Linked DNA regions of Homo sapiens: region 1 is linked to region 2. Evidence: chromatin contacts called from ENCODE Hi-C data. All regions are on one chromosome and are shown on one strand. The core of a region is the stretch at or near the end of the contact, and the rest is flanking DNA. Distances in the headings are between cores, read along the strand shown.

The links. A loop is a pair of places that touch in the nucleus more often than their neighbours do. Pooled maps may share reads with other maps.
Region 1: a map of natural killer cell shows a loop between it and region 2 (13-fold over the local background). The contact joins two enhancer-like sites. A Hi-C loop is called at or near these places in 1 of 168 maps with a recorded cell type or tissue (natural killer cell), 4 of 37 single-sample maps with no recorded cell type and 11 of 50 pooled maps.

The regions. Positions count from the first base shown.
Region 1 is chr10:124,717,303-124,720,875 of GRCh38, reverse strand. The region is part of intron 1 of FAM53B (family with sequence similarity 53 member B); the gene reads left to right. Among named protein-coding and RNA genes, the nearest start is that of FAM53B-AS1, 15 kb to the right of the region's middle. Within about 2 kb of position 1,540, at least 33 of the 41 ENCODE cell types and tissues checked have a DNase peak (open chromatin) inside an H3K27ac peak, as active enhancers do.
Region 2 is chr10:124,222,187-124,226,078 of GRCh38, reverse strand. No RefSeq gene overlaps it. Among named protein-coding and RNA genes, the nearest start is that of CHST15, 130 kb to the right of the region's middle. Within about 2 kb of position 1,323, at least 3 of the 41 ENCODE cell types and tissues checked have a DNase peak (open chromatin) inside an H3K27ac peak, as active enhancers do.

The DNA of each region.
Region 1 (3,573 bases), core at 291-2,790, 490 kb before region 2:
ATTTTTATCAAGATATTTTAATAATACCCTCTGCCTTTTAGTGCATTTTAATTTAGTTTTTATTTCACTCATCCATCAGTTGTTAATAGTTTTCACTTCCATGGGAGGGGACTGTGGCTTATGTATGTTCATGTCTTCAGCCCCTACCATCATCCCAGCAGTCACAAAGTAGTCACTCAGTAAGGGTTTGTTGAATGAATGAGTACAGTTGCCTGCCACGCAGGCTTTTGTCAGGACTGGTGGCATGCTGTTAACTGTTCATCCAGCACACTGGAAACTGGGTTTTGGTGCTTCAATGTCAACCTCTGACCAGTACTTGTTAAATTTCATCAATTCTGATCCCATCCAGTTATTCAGTCGGATAGGGTTTCTTTTTTTGTTTTTACATTTTATGACTTAAAAAAAAATTATTTTCGAAGCTAGGACCTCACTTTATTGCCCAGGCTGGAGGCAGTGGTGTGATCATGGCTGACTGCAGCCTTGGCTTGCCTAAGTGATTCTCTTGCTTCCGCCTCCTGAGTATCTGGGGCTGCAGGCACATGCCACCATGCCTGGCTAATTTATTTTTTGTCAAGACGAGGTCTCACTATATTGCCTAGGCTGGTATTATTATTATTTTTAAGTCTGAGAACATATCTATGCCACCTCCCTTGGGTCTGCTCCTGATCGAGGTGGCCAGTGTTGGTGGTTTGTTTGTTTTTTTTTTTTTTTTTAGATGAAGTCTCTCTTTTGTCACCCAGGCTGGAGTGCAATGGCGCGATCTCGGCTCACTGCAACCTCCACCTCCCAGGTTCAAGCAATTCTCCTGCCTCAGCCTCCCAAGTAGCTGGGATTACAGGCGCCCGCCACCACACCCTGCTAATTTTTGTATTTTTAGTAGAGACAGGGTTTCACCATATTGGCCAGGCTGGTCTCGAACTCCTTACCTCAGGTGATCTGCCTGCCTTGGCCTCCCAAAGTGCTGGGATTACAGGCGTGAGCCACTGTGCCCGGCCGTGTTGGTTTTTTGATGTGTAACTTTTCCTTCTCCTGCACATTTTTGAACTCCATCCAGATGACACTGGGGAAGAACCCCTTTCCACAGCGAGGTGAAGGCCAGTCCACATTTGGTTTGGGAGGTGCATGGAGGAGTGCTCAGAGGCCTGGCTTTAGAGTTTTGCTGCTGACTTAGTGAATGAGCTTCCTGAGAGCAAGGGAAGTACAACCAAGCCTGGTTCAGATGGCTCCACTAGGGGGACAGTGACAGCTATAGCCGCAGCTGGTGTACTTGGCAGTCTTTCAAGCATTTTGGGGTGTGCTGCGGACAAACAATAGAATGAATCTTTGTTTCTGGAGCCTGGGCCATTTCTAACGAGGAAGATGATTACTCATTTTTGGAAGTTGGGTTAACTCTTCCAGAGTCTTTTGACTCTCGCTTAGATCTGTAACGAAAAGCCGAGAAGAGTTCACCTTGGCATCCCAAGGTGTTTGCTTTAAAGCCGGGTGACTCTGGTTGGCTGTGTCATTTCCTCTTTAACACCCCTCCACCCAGGTCTTTGCCCTAAGTCAGGAGGCCTGATTGTCATATCCAGAGTGCTTAGAAGGAAGTGGGGCAAGTGTTTGCAAATGAGGTGCCCCTTTCTTCTCCTGTTCCCCCACCCCCATGGCATGCCAAAAAATAAAGAAGGAGCTCAAGACCCGTTGAGCAGCTGTTCCTCCAAACTTCTTAGATTAATTCCGTGGCCAGTTCTAAGTAATTTAAAGCCAAATGCCTGGACTTAGCTTTGAATTAGGACTTCATGAAGCCTTTCTTCGTCTTCTTCCTTCTTTCTTCTTCTTCTTTTTTTTTATTTTTTTTGTGAGACAGGATCTTTCTCTGTCACTTAAGCTGTAGTGAAGTGTTGCTATCATAGCTCACTGCAGCCTTGACCTTCCTGGCTCCCTACTCAGCCTCCTGTGTAGCTGGGACCACAGGTGTATGCCACCATACCTGGCTATTTTTTAAATTTTTTATAGAGATGGGGATTTCTCCATGTTGCCCAGCTGGTCTTGAACTCTTGGGCTCAAGCATTTCACCTGCGTCAGCCTGCCCAAGTGCAGGGATTATAGGCGTGAGCCACTGCGCCTGGCGGTGAAGCCCTTCTTTGCAGAAATCTCTTTCTCTGCCTTAAGAGGCAAGAATCTGGTGCTATTTTGATCTGTGAATAGACAGATGGCTGTTGTTACACATGCAGCGGCTCCCCCGCCATTGTGCTGTGGCTGGTGGTGGGAGTAGTCTTACTAGAATTTATCCTGCCCTCCAGAACCCTCCCCTGCAGTAGGAGTCAGGTAGATAGCTTTGGCTGTTTGACCTGAGAGGTGCCACAGAGCTCGGGTATACTTGTCATGTGACAGACCCGCCTGGCAGCTTAGAGTCCCTCCAGTTTTGTTTTGGCAGATGATGGCATTCTCGAATGTGTGGTGGAGCTTGCAGCGCGATGTGGGGGTAGAAGGGAGAAGGCGGAAGGCTTACCATGTGATTGATGAGCCTGTCTGATTAATTTCTACAACAGACCCTGTAGGTTGGTAGATATGACTCAGTCAGATCAGGAAGGGGGAAGTCCTGAAGTGTGAGCTGAGGTTAGGATGTGACCTCTGATGAGTGGGTGGCACATGGGCAACCTGGTGCCTCTCGTGCCTATAGCAGTTCTTACAGAGCTTGTTGGGACCTTCTTGCATCACCTGTCATGTCCCAGTGTGATATAGTCTTAGACCGGTGTGTTGGGGCTACCAGCCTGCAGGCCTCCTAGATAAAGAGATCACTGCCCTCGCAGCTGTGTTCCAAGGCCCAGCTGCTGAGAGATTACCTTCCCTCTGTGCAGTGTCTTTGGGGGTTCTGTGAGAGCTGTAGACACCAACAGGAATGCTTCTCCCTGCCTGCTGAGTGACTGGAGCTGCACCGGTAGGAAAGCTGTGTCTGTAGCCTGGGCTGGGGGTGGATTGTCCTGCAGGAGAGGGAGAGTCCGAGAGCTCATAAACATTTTGTAAAGGAAAAGGAGATTCTTGTCCTGAGAGTTGTCCTAGAAGATGAAGATGTCAAAACTGGTCACTGGCTAACTTCCTGGCTCTCCAAGAAACTCCTCTAAATCAGGTTGTTGTTAGCGTCACTGAAAGACACCAAGATGCCCCTGTATGCATAAGGATTGAGCTTGGAAAATGCAATCACGCATACATCCCCATCCTCACCCCATGGATATGTAAGAGAGGGGCAGGTTCTGCAACACCACCTCCCCGCTACCTCGGTCCCACCCATTGGAAGAGTCCCTGTGGCCTGCTCCGACTCTGCTTTATGGGAGGTCATAGCCAGGGCACTTTGATGGCAGCAAGTAAGGATTTGGCCTTTGCCTTTGTCCAGTTTCCTGGGACCTTGAACTGCAGGTCAGGTCTGAGTAGGACTGGAAAGGCCAGCATAGCAGTTGTTCCAGGACAGGCATCATCAGCTTACTGTCCTTTCTTATAGTTCATTCAGTACCTTCAAATCTATTGATTTTCATGCTCTCTCCAGAGTTGCCATTTGCCTGTGACACGTGAGGAAACTGAGGCCCAGAGAGTCAT
Region 2 (3,892 bases), core at 74-2,573:
TCCACATGGCATTCCACACGGTATTGTACACAATATTCCACACGGTATTCCGAGGCAGAGCAAGGACTGCAAAGCAGTCCACCGCGTGCCCTGAGCTCTGTGTGCTCTGCCTTGCACCCATCTTGAAGGCCTGTGATCCTAGCTGCAGGAGACCCTTGGCCCCAGCTACCAACAGGCAGCAAAGAGACATTTGGGGTCAGACAGAGCTCCTTGTGTTCTTCCAAATATAAAATACAGTCCTGCACCTACTTGGCTGCCTTGAGGGACTGGCCAGCAGTGGCAATCACTGTTCACAAAACTGGATGAAAATCATGGTTAGTCTGCTAAAACGGCTGGCTCCGGGGTCACATGGGAATTTGGGGTTCTTCACAGTGAAATGTATCATTCTGAGGACATCACACTGGCCCACTGAGAGGCAGGAGGTGATGAAGCCATCACTGTTTGTCTGGGCTTCTTTCTGCCATGAACACAGCTCTGTTGCTGGCAGCCTTGGCCCTGGAAATATTCTTAATTCCACAGCTTACTACCATGAACACTGCCAGGATCCTGAAATAATATGGACCTCACCGCCACCTCTGCTGGGACCACTTGCCATTCGCAGCTGTTGATCTTGCTGGGATCGGTGGCCCCAGGCACAGTGCTTCTGCATGCACGTCCCATAGACTCCCAAATCTGAGCTTTGGGTGGTCTACCATGCCAGCCATCCCTTGAAATGACCTTGGAGAATGCTGTCTCAGGGCCTCTGAGCAGGACATTTGTATGCCTGAGGAAACTGATGATCTCATTCCTTTGGGGCTATAAAAAGGCCTTCGTGCAAGGCCAGTAAAACTCAGGAATCAATATTCTATGAGGGCCTGAGTGTTAGAAAGTGAGGCGCTGTTTGTTTCAGGTTTGCCTCCAAAATTAGATAAATTAACGTAATGAATTCTCTCAACTCATTTACATACACTGCTGATTTGATTTTAGGGAGAAACGCTGGAAAAGGCAGCCCTGTGAATGTACAAAACAGGATTTGACCTATTTTTCAAGTTGTTTGTGTCTGCAAAGTTTGCGATCTCTTTAACTGAAGCTGCTGGTGCCACGCTTTTTAGAACAAACCAAATAGCTTCAGCCTGCACATAAATGAGCCGGTGCCCTGAGAAAGGATATGGGTGTCTTGTGAATTTTGGGGACATTCTGTGGTTCTGGCAGCATCTGACTCAGCAAGTGATCCCAGGAAGGTGGCTCAACCCTTAGAAATTCTATCCTGGTTCACTTCCAAATAGGCATCGTACGTGGGAGGCTGGAGCCCAGGGGCTGGCCCGTAGCCCGCAGGGCGCAGAGGAGGCTGGTGCCCAGACTGGGAATGGCACTGGAGATATGCTTCCCGGGCCTCCCAGCTCACTCACTCAGCTTCTGCCTTCTGTGGAGCAGACTCCAGGGTCTGGGGGATGCAGGCAGAGAGAGGTGATCCCATTCCCCACCCATCTTCATGCTGCGTTAAACCCATAGCCTGATCACGGCCACCTGATGCTGGTGCATGAAGCACTTCGCTACTTCGACAGCATCCCAGACACAGGCTGGGGCTGAGGTGGCCACCGCAGCGTGGAAAGAGCCAGGGCTGTGGCGTGGGCCCTGGACCCACTCCACCCCAGCCCTGTTGGTATTCAGCTCCACTCACTTTCACTGACCAGCCCTGGGGGTCCCGGCTCCATGCTGAACTCGAAGCCAAATCTCAGTCTTGGAGGAGCTGGTTAAGTTCCCCTCACATTGACCAAGGGCCAGGCTGCATCCTTGGGAAACAAGGTTTACCCATGAAAATCACTCTTTTCACTTGATATATGGAGATGGGGCTCTAGAAGCTGTGTGTTTGTGTGTGCATGTGTATGTTGGTGGGGAATTTAAAGTAAGGGTTGGAAAACAGCAGCAAATGAGGAGGTGGAAGAGATGGGAAACACTCAGAATTCCTCTACTGCCAGAAAGGAGGGGGTGAGACTGAAAACCTCCAGCGTCAGGGCCTTTGACCGCAGCCCCTTCCATCTCCTGGTGGGTCCTTGAGCATCCCTGCCCACTTTAGTTAAACAGACTTCTCAGTGCTTCATGGCCTGGCTTACATGTTCCCATCTCCAGGCCCTGGCTCTCGGAAGTGCACAGGAAGGCCTGGGCATGCCCTTGTCATCACCAGTGTTTGGGTTCCTCCCGCTGACCCAGGAGCCTACCTCTGCACAACCTGCTGGGAATGCGTATGACCCTGCCTGCCGATGCTTCTGTGTACAGGGGGGCTGCCTCTTACCTGCTCTTGTCCCATTCCAGGCAGGAGATTTAGCCAAACCCCTTGTACTTCTCAAGAGTGTTCTCGGCTGGCATTGAACAGTGGGAATGTGCAGAAATGTGTCATCAGTTTTCCTCACTTCAAAACCTCCCAGGTCAGGTGTCAAATGTCACTGATGCAGGAAAGTCAGCCAGGCAGTTCTGCCCCAAATCTGGGCATCTATAAAGAGGCCTGGGTAAGGGGGTGCAGGGTTATGCTGTGCCCTGTCATCACTGCCCTTGCGTGGTACCTCCCCTTACTGTCCAGGCTCTTCAGCTGTGCAAGGATGCCCAAGTGGCCGGGAGAGTGTCCGGACTGCCTGTCACACCACCTGGGTTGGACTCCTGGCCCAGCCTTGACTGCTTTGTGACTCCAGGCAGGAAACCTAATTGCTTTTGGCTTCCGTTCCCTCCACTGTAAAATGGGGATAAAGTGGTTCTCACCTCATAGGATTGAGGGATAAATGTGCTAATGCAGTTACAAGGTTTCGCACGAAACCTGGCACATAATGAGCTTTAATGCATGTTAGGTGCCAGGGATGTTGCTGGCAGCCAGCTGCATCGTCGTCAATCTCCCCCAATCCTCTCTTGCCTCAGGGTTTGCTCTTCATCCGAGGCTGGGATGGGATGGACTAGCTCTGGCCAGGACAGCGAGCTGCCTGAAAGTCACTCTCAGGAGCTCCCTGAACCCCCTGCAAGGCCTGCCTGGGTTATTGATACAGGCTCAGGTAATGGGCTCCCTGGGCTTGAATCCCAGCTCTGTGACTTATGAGCTTGGAACAGTGCTTTGCATAAATTAAGCACTCAGTATGTTTAGGAGTTGCTATGATGAAGCTCTGAAAATGGGCAAATCCTGGCTGCCTGGGGCTTGGGGGGCGGCGCCCTGAACACACTCCCTGTTACAGCTCATGCCTCACAAGATGCTGAGGTCTCCTGACTACGGAGCTCAAGGTGGAAGCCTCCAAGCGCCTCCAGCAGTGGGAGGGAGGGCAATACTTACCCTTTTCAAATGGCGTCCTCGGTAATTCCCACCAACACGCCTTGGGCCCACTGCCCCCACTCCCAGACAAGCTAAACTGCCCAGAGCTCTTGATGTTTTCTGTCCTGCTGTTTCCTTGCCTGGACGCCTGGTGAACTCAGCTGCGTCCATTCATGCAAATACCCTGACCCCATGAGGCTTCCCTTTGGGCCCTACACAGGGTGAATCTGTGAATCCCCCCCTTCCCTGGGCCACCTGGCCCTACGCTCAGGCCTCCCCACTGGACTGTGAGCAGCCTGAGGGCTGCTGGAACTGGGCCAACTCCTCCTCAAGGCTTGGTTGTGGTGCCCAGTGTGCAGGGACCCCGACAGACAAGGCGTGAGAGGCTGCATGAAATATACAAGAGACCGCGGTGCATCGCAGATGCTGATCTGTGTGTCTGTCCTGGGCTGTGAGCCCCTGAGGGGCAGAGACCCACTTCTCTGTATCTTGGAGTCCCTGCATCTTCTGACAGAAAGCAGGGGCTAAGAGATGCTGGTGAAAATGGACTTGAGTGGATGACTGGGGCTGTGAGGGTTGCTGGACACCGGGCATGCCTCGGCGGAGAGGTGGAGGGGACAGCGA